Linked DNA regions of Homo sapiens: region 2 is linked to region 1. Evidence: chromatin loops called from intact Hi-C (ENCODE). Cell type or tissue: B cell. All regions are shown on one strand. Links, peaks and the distances in the headings refer to the core of each region. The heading gives the core; the rest is flanking DNA. Region 1 holds the start of PDK2 (pyruvate dehydrogenase kinase 2). Region 2 holds the start of MRPL27 (mitochondrial ribosomal protein L27).

The links. Peaks named below come from ENCODE experiments on the same cell type or tissue, not always from the same donor. Only the 100,000 strongest peaks of a DNase experiment are listed, where the experiment ranks them.
Region 2: a loop joins it to region 1, with 4 times the contacts of the local background. A loop is called at or near these places in 3 of 110 quality-filtered maps.

The regions. Positions count from the first base shown.
Region 1 is chr17:50,090,287-50,098,286 of GRCh38, reverse strand. ITGA3 (integrin subunit alpha 3) reads right to left here. Exons shown (of 26, transcript NM_002204.4): 26 at 7,806-8,000. It overlaps PDK2 (pyruvate dehydrogenase kinase 2), which reads right to left and starts at 2,936. Exons shown (of 11, transcript NM_002611.5): 1 at 2,734-2,936; 2 at 723-864. The coding sequence starts at 2,851. PDK2-AS1 (PDK2 antisense RNA 1) reads left to right here. Exons shown (of 2, transcript XR_007065842.1): 2 at 1-389. LOC124904024 (a long non-coding RNA gene) reads right to left here and starts at 5,425. Exons shown (of 2, transcript XR_007065837.1): 1 at 4,708-5,425; 2 at 3,634-3,945. RefSeq lists enhancers at 1,505-2,020, 2,021-2,536, 3,568-3,777 and a silencer at 3,068-3,187. In B cell, for the core only: CTCF peaks have their summits at 3,638 and 3,837 (motif pointing left); DNase peaks (open chromatin) are centred at 2,006, 2,206, 3,116, 3,836 and 1 weaker place; H3K4me3 peaks cover 2,015 bases; H3K27ac peaks cover 1,332 bases; H3K27me3 peaks cover 336 bases.
Region 2 is chr17:50,367,265-50,377,332 of GRCh38, reverse strand. It overlaps MRPL27 (mitochondrial ribosomal protein L27), which reads left to right and starts at 4,149. Exons shown (of 4, transcript NM_016504.3): 1 at 4,149-4,202; 2 at 6,747-6,878; 3 at 7,234-7,301; 4 at 9,035-9,466. The coding sequence starts at 4,163. The coding sequence ends at 9,241. It overlaps EME1 (essential meiotic structure-specific endonuclease 1), which reads right to left and starts at 4,104. Exons shown (of 9, transcript NM_152463.4): 1 at 4,056-4,104; 2 at 1,350-2,148; 3 at 1,140-1,267. The coding sequence starts at 2,124. RefSeq lists enhancers at 3,786-4,005, 4,146-4,615 and a silencer at 6,399-6,560. In B cell, for the core only: no CTCF peak of the experiment used is centred there; a DNase peak (open chromatin) is centred at 4,252; H3K4me3 peaks cover 1,668 bases; H3K27ac peaks cover 960 bases.

The DNA of each region.
Region 1 (8,000 bases), core at 1-8,000:
AAGAACCAGCCCAAGATTTCTGCAAGGGTGCCACCAAAGTCAATGAGGATTAGCTATTTACATGCCCAGTGACAAGGGACACCCTTGTTTATTCTTCACGTGACTGGCCTTTGGCTAATTTCATCCAGTTACTTAACTTGAGTTCTTGAGTGAACTCTGCTGAGCCTTTCCCTCTGTTCCTGCTGCAGTGCGCAATAAACGTTTGGTCTTTGCCCCTCCAAAGCTCTTCGGGAAGGTACTGTGCCATCCTTGTGTGTATCTGAGTATTTTCCAACATCCAAAACAGTCTGTCTTGCAGCTTGGGTTATATAATGTATTTGAAAACTTACTTCTTGTTTCTGCTTCCCAAAAAGTTACCCCCAAATAAATACTGCCTAACAGTTACTGGAGTTCCAGGTCTGGGCTGCTGGCTAATGCTGACATCAGCCTGAATTGGGGTTTTGGCTGTGAAAACCATGCTTTCCTAGGTGGATCCTGTGTTTCCAGAGAAAGGTGGGTGGTAAGAAGAGGGCTAGACACAGAGACTAGGAGCTTGACCTCAGTCCTGCTCTGGCCTCAGATTCCCACGTGACCCTAGGCAACTCCAAGCGCTTGGGGCTTTGGTGTCTCCTGTCTGTCCCCACCCCACCCTCAAAGCTGCTAAAAGCTTGGAGATGCCATCCCTGAGCCCAGGGACACTGGCGATGGAGTGGGAGGTGCAGGGACTGAGCCAGGGGTCTCACCAGCTCTGCACCAGCTGCACGGAGGGTGTGCTCAGCACTCGGTCGGGAAGCAGGTTGATCTCTTTCATGATGTTGGCCAGGCGCACAGGCAGCTCCTGCCTGAGGAAGGTGAAGGAGGTTTTCTCACAGGCATTGCTGGATCCTGGCAGGAGAAAGAGGGGTGAGCCACAGAGCCACAGACTATGAAAGCCAAAGGATGTCTCGGCCAGGTCAGCTAAACCCTTCATTAACAGGGGGCTCAGAGAGCAAGTGACCTGCCCGGGGCACACAGCAAGGCTCCCCATCCCCTGCAGGGCTCAAACACCTACACCCCATGCCTAACACTTCAGGAGGTGTCATCCTCTCCTCATCCCCAGCTGAACCCTGCTTGCCTTTAACCACAGTGGACAGGGCCACTCCTGGGCCCATTTGGAGCTGCCTCTGGCCTCAGTCACCTCACTTCTCTTTCCTTCCCTCCCAGCACACTCACTTTGAGGGGCTGATTCCAGGGGACAAAGGAGCCTGGGAAACCCATCCCTACCTAGGACTGGGCTCTGGCTGAGGGGGGCTATGGCTAGACCACCACTGCAGGCTCCCAGTGTTGTCTCTGGCCAGCCCACCTCACCCAGCCTGGCCTGAATGCCCATGTGGGGCTGCTGTGTCTTAATGCCCATCCATGGGGCAAACGGGCCTGAGAACAGGAGTCCAAATGCCTCGGTCCTTGTCTGGTGTCAAGATGGAAAGGGTGGGGGACCGAATATGGCCTTGGCCCAGGGTCAGGGGCCCTGGGTTCCAGTCCATCAGGCTCTGCTTCCAACTCTGTCACCCAGGCCATGCCATCATCCTTTTGAAGGTCTCAGTTTCCCCCATAGTACTACAAGTTGACCAAACTCTACTGTGAGCCCCTCACAGCTGTGATGTTTCTGTAATTAGGGTGCAGTTTGTGGGGACAGCTGCTGGGGGCTAGGGGTGGGCCCAGGAGGCTTTCCTACATGGGGGAGGCTCAAGACTCAGGCAGGGCAGGGGTGCAGGCAGACAAGTCCTGAGGAACAGGTGCCTTATGTCTCGGCTGCCACCTCTCTGTTCCCGTCCCATCATTGACGCAGCTGCAACCCAAGCTAGGCACTATCAACTCAACTCTTGAGAGACTGCCCCCCACCCCCAGTCCCCAGCTGGCACCATGGAAATACCACATAGACAGACAGGGCCCACACAATGCCCATTTCAGCTGCCACGTTGGCACAGCCTCCCTCCTGCCCCAGGGCCACCCCCAGGTTGCTGGTAGTGGGCGATCCTGACCTAGCAGCCCTGGGGCAGCCAAGGGAGGTATAGGCGGCTTGACTCCACATCACGGTGCCTGGGGCCCCTGCCCAGCTGGGGAGAGGCTGCCAGGCCGGAACAGATTTGATCTTCAAGTGTCCTTGCCCACTGGGGCAGCTAGGGTCCAGCTCCTTCTGTGGGTGGATGTCTACCAGTCAGGGCACTGTCTCCCAATGGCATCTTCTGAAAGAGCCCCCTTCCCCAACTGCCCCTGGCTTAATCTCACCCTCTGCCCAGGGGTGTCTGACCCTTCATGCCCAGTCCAGGTCTCTCTACAGATGGCTGCACCTCTAAACCCTGCCTCCTCACTCCCACCAGCAGACCCCCGGTTTCCTCTGGTGGGAGGAGGGGCCCCTACTCCTCCAGTCATGAGGACAACTCCCATTAACCCTTTCGCGTCTGGATACCACCCTACTCCCTTCCTGCAGTAACATCACAGCTTCACTGCCCCTTACTCTTCAAGACCCTTCATGAGGCCCACGAAGAAACCTCGGGACCGTCCTTGTAAATGCCCCCCATTCCCATCAGCAGCCCCGTCGAGAGGCCCCGGCCGGTTCCTGCTTCCCCATTAACTCTTTCCTGCCTGTACCTTTCCAAACAACCCTTCTCTGTCACTCGGGGCCTTTCTTCTCCTCCGTCCCCCTAGCCCCCGGCTGCCCCTCCCAGCGCCCCGCCGGCCTCCGCTGCCAGCCGCCTCCCGCCCACTCCGTACCGAAGTCCAGAAACTGCTTCATGGACAGCGGGGACGGGGAGAACTTGCTGAAGTGCTCTATGTACTTGGGCGCCCCTGCCAGGGACGCATTCTTCAGCAGCGCCCACACCCAGCGCATGGCTGCGGCGGCCGCGACTTTGGTTGTGGTCCCCGCGCGGGCAGCGCTCGCGCACCTTTCGGCCCAGCGACGCGGTTCGGCCGCCTCCTCCCTACCCTTGCCCTGGCGGGCATTCCAACGCCCAGCCAATCGGCTCGTCATGGCGCCTCGACGTCGCCAATGGCCACTCACAAACAACTCCGGGCGAACCAATAGCCTTCCGCCCCGGCACGTGGCTTCCCCCGGGCCCGCCCCCTTAACCCACGCTTTGCCGGGGCGGCCTGTTGTTTTGGGGAGGCCGCGCCGAGTTCCCACCTCCCCTGTGTTCACTCCTCCCTTTCCTCCGCGGGGCGAAGCCCGGGTTAACCCCTTCCTTCCCAGAGCCCCGCCAGCCCTTTCGCTTCCTCTTCCACGCCTGCCTTTCCCTTGCTACCCCCTCGCATCTCCTTCACCTGCAGGCTCCTTTTAACCCTTCCTTTCCAGAGTTGTCTAGGTAGCTTTCAACCAATCCCTTTTCTCCAACTCAAAGGTACCTGTTTCACCTGTCATGATCGTTACCTATCCTCCCTTAACGGGTCTTGGGGATTCCCAGTCCGGATGACAGTGACCCAGACTGCGAATATTTGCAAAATTCGGAACCAGGGTGCAAGCCTATACGAATCCGTCCTGTATATATGCAGCCCACCCGCTTCCACAAAGATCCAAGCGGCTCAGGAAAAGGCGGAGTTTGCTTTTCCAACTGAAAAACATCCAGAGTAAAAACCATCACTACTAGTGGCGGTGGAGGCAGCAGCTATCGTCCATGCCAGTTAACACTTTCATTTTATTATACAGCTCATCTGACCGAACATAAAGCCTTGGACATCTAGCGCGACCACCTGAGAAAGCCACCTCCTTCGCACCGGGCTTCCTTAGAGCAAGATCCCAGGAGGTGAAGTGTCTCTGGGAGGCCCGGAGCCCGTCCTTCATCAGCGGCCCAGCTTCTCTTGGAGAAAATGTGACGCGCCCTCTTGTGGCCGAATGTGGTATCTCCCATCGTGGGTTTAGGGCCCGACCCGCCACTTTGATGCTTTCTTTGCTCGGTGACATTAGCCTAATACGTGTTAGGCTTTATGCTGGGAACAGGGAACACAGACAGGATCAAGAAATGGCCTTTTTCCTCGATGATTTCATTTCTAAGTTTCAGAGATAGCTACATAAGTAAATAATTAGCTATAACTGAATGTGATTGTAATACAGACCTCACAGAGCAAAGCTTCACATATGGAAGGGCCTCTTAGCTGGATGAATAATAAGCTATATGCCAGGCACTGTTTACAGGCATTATCTCATTTAATTCTCTATTTTATTATTCTTAGCCTCATTTCATAGATAAGAAAACCGAGACTCAGGGATCATTCTCAACTGCAAATCTGACCTTATTACTTCCTTGCTCACAGCCTTTCAATGGGCTATTTTTTTTTTTTTTTTTTTTTTTTTTGAGATTGAGTCTCCCTCTGTCGTCCAAGCTGGAGTGCAGTGGCACAACCTTGGCTCACTGCAAACTTCTCCTCCCAGGTTCAAGCGATTCTCCTGTCTCAGCTTTCCAAGTAGCTGGGATAACAGGCATGTACTACCATGCCTGGCTAATTTTTGTAATTTTAGTAGAGACAGGGTTTCACCATGTTGGCCAGGCTGGTCTTGAATTCCTGACCTCAAGTGATCTGCCCGCCTCAACCTCCCAAAGTGCAGGGATTACAGGTATGAGGCACTGTGCTAGGCCATCAATGGCTCTCTTCTTCTTACTGGAGCCTTTCCAGTTGTCACAAGTCGATTGACTTTTGCTTAATTCTCCAGACTCCTCTCTCTACATTCCCCCATGCAGCTCCCAGCCATACCTGTCTGCTGCCTTGAACCAGCCTCTAATCTCTAAGCCACTGCAAATGCATCTCTTCTGTCTGGATCATTCTTTCTTCCCACCTTCACCTGCCCATTCTTCAGGTCTCAGCTGCTTAGTCATCCCTTCCTCCTGGAAGCCTTCCTTGATCCTGCCAAGCTGGGTTATAGGCTCCCTTCAAGGGCTCCTTAGATCTCCTGGTCTTAGCAAATATTCGCAGTCTGGGTCACTGTCATCCAGACTGGGAATCCACAAGACCCCTTAAGAGAGGACAAGGAAAGATCAGGACATGTGAAACAGGTACCTCGTCGAGGAAAGGGATTGGCTGAAAGCTACCTGGACAAATCCAGGAAGGAGGGGTTAAAAGGAGCTGATGGTAGCTCTTATCAATTGAGTGAAAATTGTTTGCCAACTGATCTGTTTTCCCGCTAGACTTTAAGCTCCGTGAGGGCAGGGCAGGGGTTGTATCTGTCTTATTCACTGCCCTATCTCTAGCATCAGGCAGTACTCAGCACCTAGTAGGGAGGACAGGGTGAAAAAGAAGACAGGGCAAGCAGAGGAGCACACCACAGAGATATTCCAGAGAACCACCAAACATCCACTGGGCTAGCAATTAGGACGTGATTGATGATGCTGGTGAGTGCAGTTTTCAAGTGCACAGAATAATATATAGAATATTATGTACAAAAAAACCTGGCCCTCACTTTGGGAGGCTGAGGTAGGAGGATTGCTTGAGCCCAGGAGTTCGAGACCAGCCTGGGCAGCATAGCAAGATCTTGTCCCTACAAAAAATATAAAATTAGCTGAGTGTGGTGGCATGTACCTATAGTCCCAGCTACTTGGGAGGCTGAAGTAGGAAGATTCCTTGAGCCCCAGAGGTCAAGGCTGCAGTGAGCCAGAGCCATGATTGTGCCACGGCACTCCAATCTGGGTAACTGACTGAGACCCGGTCTCAAAAAAAAAAAAAAAAAAAAAAAAAAAGGCTTATTTCTGTGCCTAGCAATAAATGGTAGCTATTGCTGTTATTGTCAAAATTAAAGTAACAAGGAAAAGGCCGTGGCCTCTAAGGCTAGGTGTAGGAGAGGGAAAGAGATTTCCCATGACCCTCACCTTAGGCTGGACTTCCATAATGTGGGCTCTGTGCTTGGATAAGAACTCTTTCTGCAGAGCCTGCTGCAGGGTGCTAACAGCAGTGGTGTGATGTGGTACATCATAGTCAAGTTTGGTTAGGTGATGCCGAGGTAAACTGCACCCCCACCGATTCCCAAATCTCCCACTATATGTACAGTGTGGGTTGGTGGGGGGGGACTCTCCAAGGAGCTCAAGAAACTTGGCATTGCAGAGGGTTCTTTTACAGTGGGCATTGCTATATCTCTGCCAGTTATGTTTCTTTCATAATATGTAGCTCACGCTAGTTCTGAAAATGACCTATCCTCAAGAGTGTGTGTGTGTGTGGGGGGGGTCTTCCTCAAGCAGTGGCTCACAGGAGACTAGGGGGTCTGTGAAACTGGCCAGAGGGATGTGTCAACACCCCTGTCTTAAGCAGGAAGTGGCTGTAAGGACAAGACTGGGCCGAGCTTTGACAACCCACACATGTTATGCCCAAAGAACTGGATCCCAGATTCTAGAAAATAAAGTGTGGTCTCCATTCACTGGGTTCTGAGAGCTTGGCAGCTCCGGGTAGGGGCTAGGGTTTTCCTTGGGAAAGTGGACATTCCATTGTCAGTCACCCTGGGAAGGGGCAAATCCCGGCACAGAAAGTGAGGAGAGGGAAAGGGGCGGACATTGGGCCCAGAACCCTGTTGTGAGCTGAGCGCTGGTGGAGGGAGGTGGGGCAGGCAGCTGCCACCACAAGGAGGCTGGGAGGCACCCAGGCATCAGGTGGGTCTCCCAGAACAGCCTGGGTCTGTGAGCTCTGAGCATATCTGACCTGGCTTCTACCTCTGCGCTTCTCTGGGTAGCAATTTCCAGCCTCCAGTGAAGTCTTGCCAAAGTTCACAGCCTTAAGGAAAATTAACAGAAGGACCTAGGCCACATTCCAGGTCACAGGGGGAACAGCCTTACTCCATTCCCCAGGCCTGTGTGGAGGGGACAAACCGAGGGCAAAGGAGGAAGCTGCTTTGGGAACCCAGGACATGGCAGGAAGCAAAGCGAAGGCTTGATCCACGTGCTGTTGCCATGTAAGCCAGGCGCTCAAACACTCCCAAGGAGCTTCTGAAAGACCAGAGCTCTCAGCTCCTGGAGGCTGGACCTTGTGACAGTTCAGTCTCTGCAGCCTTGGATCAGTGGTTTACCTTCTGATCTCTTATTGGCGTCTGGTGGTGGTTGTGGGGAAACCAAGGCAGGAAAGCAGGCTCTTACCTGAATTCAGCCCGACTAAGGGCTCTCCTCTCTCCACCCTTGCACCCAGCCTCCCTCCACAGCCTGCCAGGACTGCCTGTTCCTACAGCTGAGTAGCTTTTACCTCTTCCCGACCCTGCACACTGCCACCTCTGCCTGCTCGTCCCTCCCCAGGGTCAGCACGCTGTCCTCCAAGAAGGCGTTCTGGGTTTCATCCAGGTCTCCCAAGGCTTACCCCTCATCTTCTGTTCTGGATCTCTATGACTGACCCTTAGATGAGAGGATTCCTGAGAGCAGGGGCCAGTGTCACCTCCATCAATCTTTTTATTTTTCTTTGAGACAGAGTCTTGCTCTGTCGTTCAGGCTGGAGTGCAATGGCACGATCTCGGCTCACTGCAACCTCTGCCTCCTGGGTTCAAGTGATTCTCCTACTTCAGCCTCCCAAGTAGCTGGGATTATAGGCATGCGCCACTGCGCCCAGCTAACTTTTGTATTTTTAGTAGACACAGGGTTTCACCATGTTGGCCAGGCTGGTCTTGAACTCCTGACCTCAGGTGATCTGCATGCCTTGGCCTCCCAAAGTGCTGGGATTACAGGTGTGAGCCACTGCACCTGGCCACCTCCATCAATCTTTACCCTCAAACCCGCAAGTCCCCAGACCTGGCTTCATCCTACCTAGGTGTTGGCTGGATGATATCATCATCCATTGACCTGGGGTTGGTAAAGGCTGGGGAGTGGGTGGAAGCAGATGCAGCTGCATACAAACTGGGAGCTGTTTATTGGTCGCCGTGAGAAGCCTATATACAAAGAAGGCACAAGGAGGGGGAGGGAATTCCCCTGCTACAGTACCATGGAAGGGGCTGGGGCTGGGGAGTGGGCCTGCCAACAGGCAGGGGTCAGGAGAGGTTTTCTGGAACTAGCCTCAGCTTCTCAAATGGGCCTTAGGACACAGCC
Region 2 (10,068 bases), core at 1-8,000, 280 kb before region 1:
TAACTTTTCTGAGCCCCAGTTTCCCCACCTGTGATGTGGGGAGAAGTCCTACCCCATAGGATGACTGATGGAAACACAAGAGAGAATGTGGGAGTGCCTTGAGAGGGTAAGCTGCTCTATGAATATAAAGGCTTGCTAATACCCCCAGAGTAAAAAGTGTGGGGAACTGTCCTGTGTTACTGAGAAAGTTATCAGATCCAAAAAAGAAATCAAAGAGAGGAAAAAAAAATCTTTTTTCTTATTTTATACAAGATGCTTCTGGTGAGATAAAAAAGAATCTTAGTGCTAGGCAAGGTGCCTCACACCTGTAATCGCAGCATTTTGAGAGGCTGAGGCAGGTGGATTGCTTGAGCTCAGGAGTTGAAGACCAGCCTGGGCAACATGGCAAAACCCCGTCTCTACCAAAAATACAAGCTACACTCTGCAATCTCTACAAAAAACACAGGGCCCACATGTCTTCTGGCTCCCAGCTGGGTGTCACCAGCAGGGACCCGAGGAGAGGACTAGTGGGAAGGAGAAAAGTGAAGTCAGGGTATTTTTCCCCTGGCTCCCTCCCAGTGGGGTCACCTAGGGTTTGCTGTCCCCCTCTGTGGCAGCTCATAGCTTCGCTCAAGGTGGTCCTCTCTCCATTTCTCTCTCCTGAATTCTGTTAACCACTCCTTCCCCTCATCCCTTCAGGCATAGGGATGGTAACAGCTATGCCAATGGTTCTCAACCGGGGGTGATTTTTCCCCACAAATGACATCTGGCAGTGTCTGCAGACATTTTTTATTGTCATGACTGAGAGGGGTACATTAGTAGATAGTGGCCAGGAATGCTGCTAAACATTGTGCACATCATAGGACAGCACCCAAAACAAAGAATTCTCCAATCTAAAATGTCAACAATACTGAGGTCGAAAAACCTAAGTTGTGCTGTTATTACTGTGAGGTACCATGCTGTCACTGGTAGTTTCCTCATACCCTGCCCATGCCTTGGCAAACAGTCCCTTTATTCAATCTTCTTTTAATTACCCTGAGTTGAATGTGCCATCTGTCTTCCTGCTGGGGCCCTGATAAGTATCCTTTAAAATAAAAGCATATTTATCCTGTAATTGTAAGGGGAGGAGAGGGAGGAAATGTCAGCCAGAAAACTCCTACCTCAGACGGCCCAGCCCTTCTCCTCCAAGTGACACTGCAAGGCACAGCCTGCGCCTCAATCACACAGCGGCACTCCATGGTCTGCAGTGCTCCTAGGAGCTGGCCCCCACCTTCCATCTGTAAGAGCACTGCAACAGATGGAAAAGGGACTGTCAGTGGGGGGTCCAGAACGCAGATAACTCAGCACAGGACAAAGACACATGTGAGGACCTGGATCCAGCACTACAATGATGTGTTTTAAGCATTCCTCTGGCCTCTGGGCTTTCATCCTGGTAACCAGTGCTGCATTCTTTCTTTCCTGTCTTCTCAGGGTGCTTTCCTTCTGCCTTGCTTGTCTCTGCTGCCGGCATCCGTGTGAGCCTCTTCCCTGGACCTTCTGACTCGGCTTGGTTTTCTTCTGGGGTGGAAGGATGTCAGAATTTGTTTTGGTTACTGCCAAGCTGCTGCTCTGGCCAGGGCAGGTAGACAGGTAGGCTGGAAGCTGACAGCATGGATCTAAGATCAGGTCCTTGTTATCTGCTGCACTCCTCTCTGGGGTATCATGGAGGGGAACTTCAGGGATCTTTGGAAAGGGCTTTTTCCAGTCACATGATGCACCTTCATTATTTTGATGATCCAAAACACTTTTAACTGGGGAGCTAGAGTCCTCAGGGCTCAGTTGCTTGTGGGTCAGAAACTTACATGTAAGCCTTTGAGCCAGAGGAATAAATTCTTCTTCATCTTCACTTTCACTGCTTAGCAACCTGACTGGCTGTGTTTGTGTGACAGTTTCAGCTATTTCTGGGACAGGTGGTGAAAATAACTCTGGTGCTGGAGGACAGGAGGCTTCACAATCTGAGATGTCAACCACTACAATCTTCTCTTCCCTTTCAGGCTGTCTCCTCTTTGTTGAAGATGGTTCCTTCTTCAGAAAGGCAAATGTTGGCAACTCCTCAGAGTCACTATCACCAGAATCCAGTGAGGGTGATGACTTCTTTAGAGCCATCAGTATGTGCTATCAAATAATTCCCTAAAAGGAAAAGAGACATATGACACAGACTGGAGCATTCAATTCAGTCCACTAGCTGTGTTCCATAGCCAGGCTTTATGACATAAATATAAGATATAGAGAATACAGAAACAGAGAAATATGACATGGCCCCAACACATTCAATCTGGAACTCTAACTCCTGGTAATCTAACAGGAATCCTCCTCAAATTCTTTCCAGGTCAAGCTGAAGTATAAACAAAGTAGAGTTACCATTACAAAATTTTAATGGGGGGAGGTGGTAACAAGATTTAACACCTCCAACCCCTTGTTTATCTTCACGTTTGAAATGGAGATGTCAAAAGTTCTTCTTTTTTTTTTTTGAGATGGAGTCTCACTCTGGCACCCACGTTGGAGTGCAGTGGCACAATCTTGGCTCACTGCAACCTCACTCCCAGGTTCAAGTGATTCTCCTGCCTCAGCCTAGCTGGGATTACAGGCGCCCCACCACCACACCTGGCTAATTTTTGTATTTTTAGTAGAGATGCGTTTTCATCATGTTCGCCAGGCTAGTCTTGAACTCCTGACCTCAAGTGATCCGCCCGCCTTGGCCTCCCAAAGTGCTGAGATTACAGGTGTGAACCACTGCACCTGGCCAAAAACTGTTCTTTTTAAAAATTGAGATATAGGCTGGGCATGGTAGCTCATGCGTATAATCCCAGCACTTTGGGAGGCCAAAGCAGAAGGATCACTTGAGCCCAGGAGTTCGAGAACAGCCTGGGCAACATAGTGAGAACTCGTCTCTACAAAAAAATACAAAAATTAGCTGGGTATGGTGGCTCACACCTGTAGTCCCAGATACTCAGGAGGCTGAGGTGGGAGGATTGCTTGAGCCTGGGAGGTCAAGGCTGCAGTGAGCTGTGATTGTACGACTGCACTCCAGCCCGGGTGACAGAGTGAGACCCTGCTTCAAAAGAAAAATAAAATAAAAATAAAAATAGAGATATAATTTGCACAGCATAATATCCTTTTAAAAGTGTACATTCAGTAGATTTTAGTATATTCACAATGTTGTGCAACCATCATCACTATTTTATCACCTCAAAAAGAATTCCTGCAGCCATTAAGCCGTCACTGTCCTTTCCCTCCCTCCCCAGCTCCTGGCAACCATAAATCTGTCTCTATGCATTTGCCTATTCTGGATATTTCATATAAATAGAATCATACACTATGTGGCCTTTTGTGATTGACTTTTTTCACTCAGCTTGTTTTCAAGGTTTATCTATGATGTAGCCTGTATCAGTAGTTAATTGCTTTTCATGACTGAATAATATTCCACTGTATGGATATGCTACATTTTGTTTATCCATTCATCACTTGGACATTTAATTTGTTTCCTTTTTTTGCCTGTTATGAATAATGCTGCTATGAACACTGACATACAAGTTTTTGTGGGGGTATGTTTTCAAATCCCTTTCGTGTATATACCTAGGAGTAGAATTGCTGGGTCATATGCAAAGCTAATCATTTCTTGAACATTTACTAACACTGTAGGTATGACCCAGAAGGAGACATGTAACCTGCCTAGGCCTCAGTTTCTTCCTTAGTAAAACAGGGATGGTAACAGCACCCATTTTATAAGGTAGTGAGAATTAAATAAAATAATGCATCCACCGCGCTTAGTACAGCATCTGGCACACAGCTGGCTAAGTAGAGTAAGTTGAATGACTAGGGAGGGGGCCTCATCTCTGACCCTTCGCTGGGCCTCCGTTGACATCTGCAAATCAGGGGAGTGGGACAAGCGGGCCCCTGCCCGACAAGCTCTGCGCCTCTCAGGCTGGCGGTCCGCTGCAGAGGCTCCTGGACACCTTAGCCACCAAGATTCTGCAGAGCGGTGTTCAGGAGGGAAGCCCTGCCCAATCCGCAGGCCTGCGACCGGGGACGCTCACCTGCAACTTCTCCCGCCACTCTTTCAACTGCCACGCAGGGCCCGGAAGTAGATCTCCTGATAGCGGAAGTAGAAACTTTTCGAGACCGGAAGTGAGTGATCGAAAGCATGGCGTCGGTGGTGTTGGCGCTGAGGACCCGGACAGCCGGTAATGGGACGCAGTAGTCAGAGCGGGGTGAGGCGGGGAGGCAGAGTGGAGCTCCAGCAGGGAGGGAAGGAGGTGACACTGATCCCCGCGGAGGACCTTGGATGCGAGGGGAAGTGTGTGGGGTACTCCAGGTTTGAGGGACGGTGTCGCTGGTCACGTGACACATCCTGGGTGGAGCCGTGAGTGAGGGCGTTTGAAGAGCACTTGTCTTTCTCCTGCCTCAGCAGCACGGACGGGTTCCTTGGCGGTTGGGGATTTGGGTGGGTCCTTTCTCTGTAGAAGTATTAGTAACATTGGCATATTGGGGTTGAAAAAATTAATCTATTGATTCAGCAGATTGAGGTCTTACTTTGTGCTAGACACGGCGGTAGGTGTTCGGAAAATCAGCAGAAAACGTGAAGACTTGGCTTCTAGCCCCCGAACGGTTCTCTCTGGTGCATAAGGCAATAAATGAACATATAAAGTAGATGTAGACTGGCAAGTGCTGTGAAGAAGGATAATGTGTGTCTGTGTGTGTGTCTTTTTTTAGATTGGACGGTGAAGGAAGGCTTCTGAGGAGATAACATTTAAAACCTAAAGAATGACAGGCGGGGCGTGATGGCTCACGCCTGTAGTCCCAACACTTTGGGAGGCCTAGGTGGGCGGATCGCTTGAGCCCAGGAGTTCAAGACCGACTGGGCAACATGGCAAAACCCCATCTCTACAAAAAATACAAAAATTAGCTGGGTGTAGTGGCGCTTGCCTGTGGTCTCAGATACTCAGGAGGCTGAGGTGGGAGGATCACCTGAGCTCGGGAGGTCGAGGTTGCAGTGAGCTATGTTCATACCACTGCACTCCAGCCTGGGTGACAGAATGGGGCCCTATCCCCCCCCCCCAAAAAAAAAAGAATGACAGGAGACCTAGACCTGTGTAGAGTGAGGGACAGGAGAGTGACTTGAGCCAGTTTTACATTTTGAGAAGCAAACTATTGCTCTTATGTAAATTTAAAGGGGATAGGAGTGGAAATGAGGAAATCAAATGGAAAGTCGTAATAGCCCTGAGGAGAGATGATTTAGCCAAGATGTTTGTGGTGGCAGTGAACTTGGAGGAAAACGGATGAATTTGAGATCTGTTTTGGAGTTAGCATCCACAGAGCTTGCTGGTGAACAATATGTGAGGACAGCAAAGAGAAGGAATCTGCAATGACTCTGGTTTCTGCCTAAGCAACTGGATGAATGGTGGTACCATTTACTTTGAGGAGGAGGATGGGGAGTAGGGTGAAGAGCAAAGATTTGTGAGTGAGATAATGTAAGTAAAGTAAAAGCCCAGCTCCTGAGCTTAGTAAGTATGTAAATGAATGAATAGATGTTTAAAGGTAGGTAGATCCTGGCGCCGGGCATGTTTTAACATGTTGTCTTTCTGAGTCCTTATCTCTGGTCCTTTGCCCCAGCTAGTCTCTGGTGTCATGGAAATGTCAGAAACCCAGGCTTCAGGAACTCTGAACTTATAGGCTCCAGAGACCCACAAGGCTTCTCTAAAGACACTGGCATGGACCTTAAATCATGGCTGTGTCTGGAGACCTGCAGGCAAGGAGTTGCACCCCTAGGCTTGTCATACAGCAAGGGACTACCATCTTAGTATGAATTTTAGTTCATTTTACTTCTGCAAATGAATGCTATTGAGCACTTTGGAATGAGTATGGAGAGGTCAGATTAACAAGGGCAGTGTGTGGGTCATGGTTGGACCTCTGCTTGATGTGCTTTGAGAAGAAAGGGCCCAGCCTTCTGAAATGGCCAGGACCCTGTGGGAGCCACTTTTAGGCCAGCCATCCTTTTGGTTTACTAGTATTTGGTGAGCAGTGGATGAGTGGACAGCTGAGAAAGTCATGGGTGAGGCCTGTAATCCCAACACTTTGGGATCACCTGAGGTCAGGAGTTCGAGACCAGCCTGGCTAACATGGTGAAACCCCGTTTCTACTAAAAATACGAAAAATTAGCTGGGCGTGGTGGCGTACACCTGTAATCCCAGCTACTTGGGAGGCTGAGGCAGGAGAATCGCTTGAATCCGGGACGCGGAGGTTGCAGGGAGCCAGGACTATGCCATTGCACTCCAGCTTGGGCAACAAGAGTGAAGCTCCGTCTTTAAAAAAAAAAAAGAAAGAAAGTCGTGGGTGAGCCTGAAACCGAAGCCTTTCTGGATGTACTGGGCTCCCCAAGTCTGTTCTGGCCCCTCCGTGGTGCATGAGGGTGAGTGAGCCTCTGAAGCAGGCAGCTCTCTGGTGTCCATTTCTCCTCAGCACATTTAGACTGAATGTGTCAGAACCCAGAACACATGATGTTTATTTTTTTCCATTTGTGTTTCACTGCTCCCCCGCCCCCTCCCCCAAAAGGAGAAAGCCAAGGACTTAGAGGTATTCCCTGAGAACTAATACACTCAGTGGCACTTCTGCTCCCCTGACACAGCTTTCTCATCTCCCCACCGCCTCTCACGTATCAGCATGTGGCCCATTGAGGCAGAAATAGTTTGAGCCTGTCTGTCTGAACAATGTTTCTGTTTTCTCTGCAGTTACATCCTTGCTAAGCCCCACTCCGGCTACAGCTCTTGCTGTCAGATACGCATCCAAGAAGTCGGGTGGTAGCTCCAAAAACCTCGGTGGAAAGTCATCAGGCAGACGCCAAGGCATTAAGAAAATGGAAGGTGAGGATGTGCCTTGGCTTCCCCTTCCTAGCTGCACCCTGTCCTCATGTTCCTTAGGAGAGCAGAAGAACCCTGCGTGTGCCTGGCCCTGTTCTTCCTTACCATCATAATTGGCTCCAGTTTAAAGGAACGGATAAGACCTGAGGAAGGGTCATCGAGTGGGTGGGTGTGAGCCATAACCATGCAATTAGAGACAAGAGCTGCTGGGTGGCAGATCCTGCGCTGCTTGTGTTGGACTGTCTGGGAGTTGTTTTTGGCCAGGGGCAGGCTTGGAGGTTGGTGTGCAGCATTTGGGCCATCATGTTTTCTTGGTAGTTTGCTATGCTGCCCCAGTCACTGTGGACTTCTCTTCTAGGTCACTATGTTCATGCTGGGAACATCATTGCAACACAGCGCCATTTCCGCTGGCACCCAGGTGCCCATGTGAGTTGCTCCGTTGCTGCCCCCCTTTTTCCTTTTCTAGGTTGACCTCTCCTTGCCCCTAAGCATGGTAATAACAGTTGCATGTATTGAGTGCTTACCAAATGGCAAGCATTGTGCTGATTCCCATGCCTACACGATCTCATTTCTTCCTTACCACATCCCTGTAAGTAAGGTGAAATGCCAGAGACCTAGACGGGGTGGAAGGAGCAAGTGACTGCTGGGATTTGCACCAGGTCTGCCTAACTCCCAGATCACTATGATTTGCCCTGGTGTTGCATTGGCCTGGTATTCTTGGTTCTCCTTTCTAACCCTCAGTTCTTGGAGGACAAGATACCTGGTGATTTAAAATATTATTTTAGTCTTGGGAAACTAATTTCAATTTATTAGTTTTTCATTATTCTAAGACTTCTTCCTTTGTATAAACTTACTTGCAGATGGTTGAAAGATAGCTTGAATTTAATGAAATAGAATTCAGTGTGCCAGGAGTTAGGTTCATACCAGGTGGGGATTTCAGTTTCAGCAAGTTGGCATCATTTTTATAGGGTAGGACAGTTCTTTGTTACAGAGACATAACGATACTGTACTCTCCACATTATTTTAAATATTAGTTGCCTTTGTAAACAGTTTCCCCTCCCCCACCCCTTTTTCGATAATTTTAGTAGGTACAAAAAGGTTGATAGTAACCTGTATTTATTTCAAAGATGCTAATTTGTATGTGAATTGATTATGTATGTAGTAGCTTTTTACCTTTTAGAACTTAAGACATTAGATGTGTGGCTATGTCAACAATAATAATCAAAGCTAACACATTTTGAGCTAGACAGTATTCTAGGCCCTTTATGATTGTTGAGCATTAATCCTCAAAATGACCCTGTAAAATAGTTAATATTATCCCCATTTGACAGACGAAAAAATAGAGGCACAGTGAAGTAACTTGCCTAAGACCACACAGGAGTAAGTAGCAGTGCTGGTATTTGAACCAGGCATCCTGGCTCCAGAGCCCATTCTTTTAATCAGAGAGACAGAGAATAATGCTGGACTACCTGGGTAAAATTTGCCACACACCCAGCCTGAAGTTCTAAAAGAAAAAGCTAAAAAATATGGTTAAAAACTGTATATACAACACAGTTTAATCTCTCTGCTTCATATTTCACATCTGAAAAGTGGCGTTGGAAATAATACCTCTTTCACTAGGTGAGAATTAAATGACTTAATGTGTATTAAAGGGCTTACATGGGTATTAGCTAATGCAGTAGTATGATTGTTTTATTAGCATATGCATTATCCATATAGCTTTGGTTTATATTTTCCATAGAGCCTAAACTTTATAGATCACTATCTAAATGAAAATTTACATCAAACTAGTGTTTTAATATGACAGTTCTAGTGTTGTTTAAGTCTAAGTGAAGATTTAGGGCATCTTCCTGGGTTTTGGGATTTGTGCAGTGTGGCTTCTGACCAGCTGCATAGACATGGCTCCAGGTAACAGTCCCTGGGACTGAGCAGTGGCCCATGTTGGCTGTTGGAGCTTTCTTTTCCCTCATTTGTTATGAGTCAATAAAGAAGCAGAAGGTTTGGACGTGCTAGCCAGTGGGAAAGGGAACCTGAGATGGAGCTCTCTGATCACCCTTTCAGCCCCAGGGCCCGGCTCTGTGTGAGAAGTCTGTCCCAAAATTCTGGGACGGACCACCTCGCTGACCAGCTGACCAGCTGACCAGGTCTGTGTGTTGCAGGTGGGTGTTGGGAAGAATAAATGTCTGTATGCCCTGGAAGAGGGGATAGTCCGCTACACTAAGGAGGTCTACGTGCCTCATCCCAGAAACACGGAGGCTGTGGATCTGATCACCAGGCTGCCCAAGGGTGCTGTGCTCTACAAGACTTTTGTCCACGTGGTTCCTGCCAAGCCTGAGGGCACCTTCAAACTGGTAGCTATGCTTTGATGTCCTGTTGAGGCCATCGGACAGAGACTGGAGCCCAGGTGACAGGAGATGGTGATACCAGAAGTCAAGGGTTGGGGTGGCGACACGGCCTCCCGAGGAAGAGGTCTGCTTGATGGTGACTCTGCAGGAGACTCTGAAGTGACTGCTGGGAAACCCTTTGGGAGACCTGACCTGGGGCCAAAAATAAAGTGAGCCAGCGTCATGAACGCATGCTATTTAGGGACACACCTGGATGGAACTGCCTGGTGATCTGTTGGTCCTTACCCAGGTTCTCTAGTGCACACCAACGGGGAGCCTCAAAGCAGGAAAGAACATATCTGAGTGAGGAAATGAGAAGGGGGGACTTTGTAGGAGGGACTTGCTTTGGCACTGTCCTCCAGAGGGGGAGGAGGGGAGCTTGTGCTTGAGGGTGTCATTGCTGCTTCTCCTCTTAGATCCCAAAAAAGGCCAAGGGCTGGGCCCTGGGAGGAGGGGTGGGAGCAGCCAGTAAAGGAAGCAACACAGTCATGTTCTCCTGTAGCCACATGCCAAGGGAGCTGGGGCTGCAGCCCCAGAGGTGGCCACAGGAAACCCTCTTCCCTGCCTGTCCAGGTCTAGGGCAGAGAGAGAGCTTGTGGGATGGCAGGAGATGCTTCTGAGAGGCTCAGTCAGGCCCCAACTGCCCTGGACTACCGAGGTCTTTGCAGTGGTAGGGCAGAGTAGGAAACAAATGGCTTCTTCCCGCTCACCTGAAGAGCTAGGCGCACCAAGCCCACATTCTCTTCTCGTTCTTGATTTATCTCAAACGATAAACAGTAGCAAAGAATCTGGCTTCAGGAATACTCGGT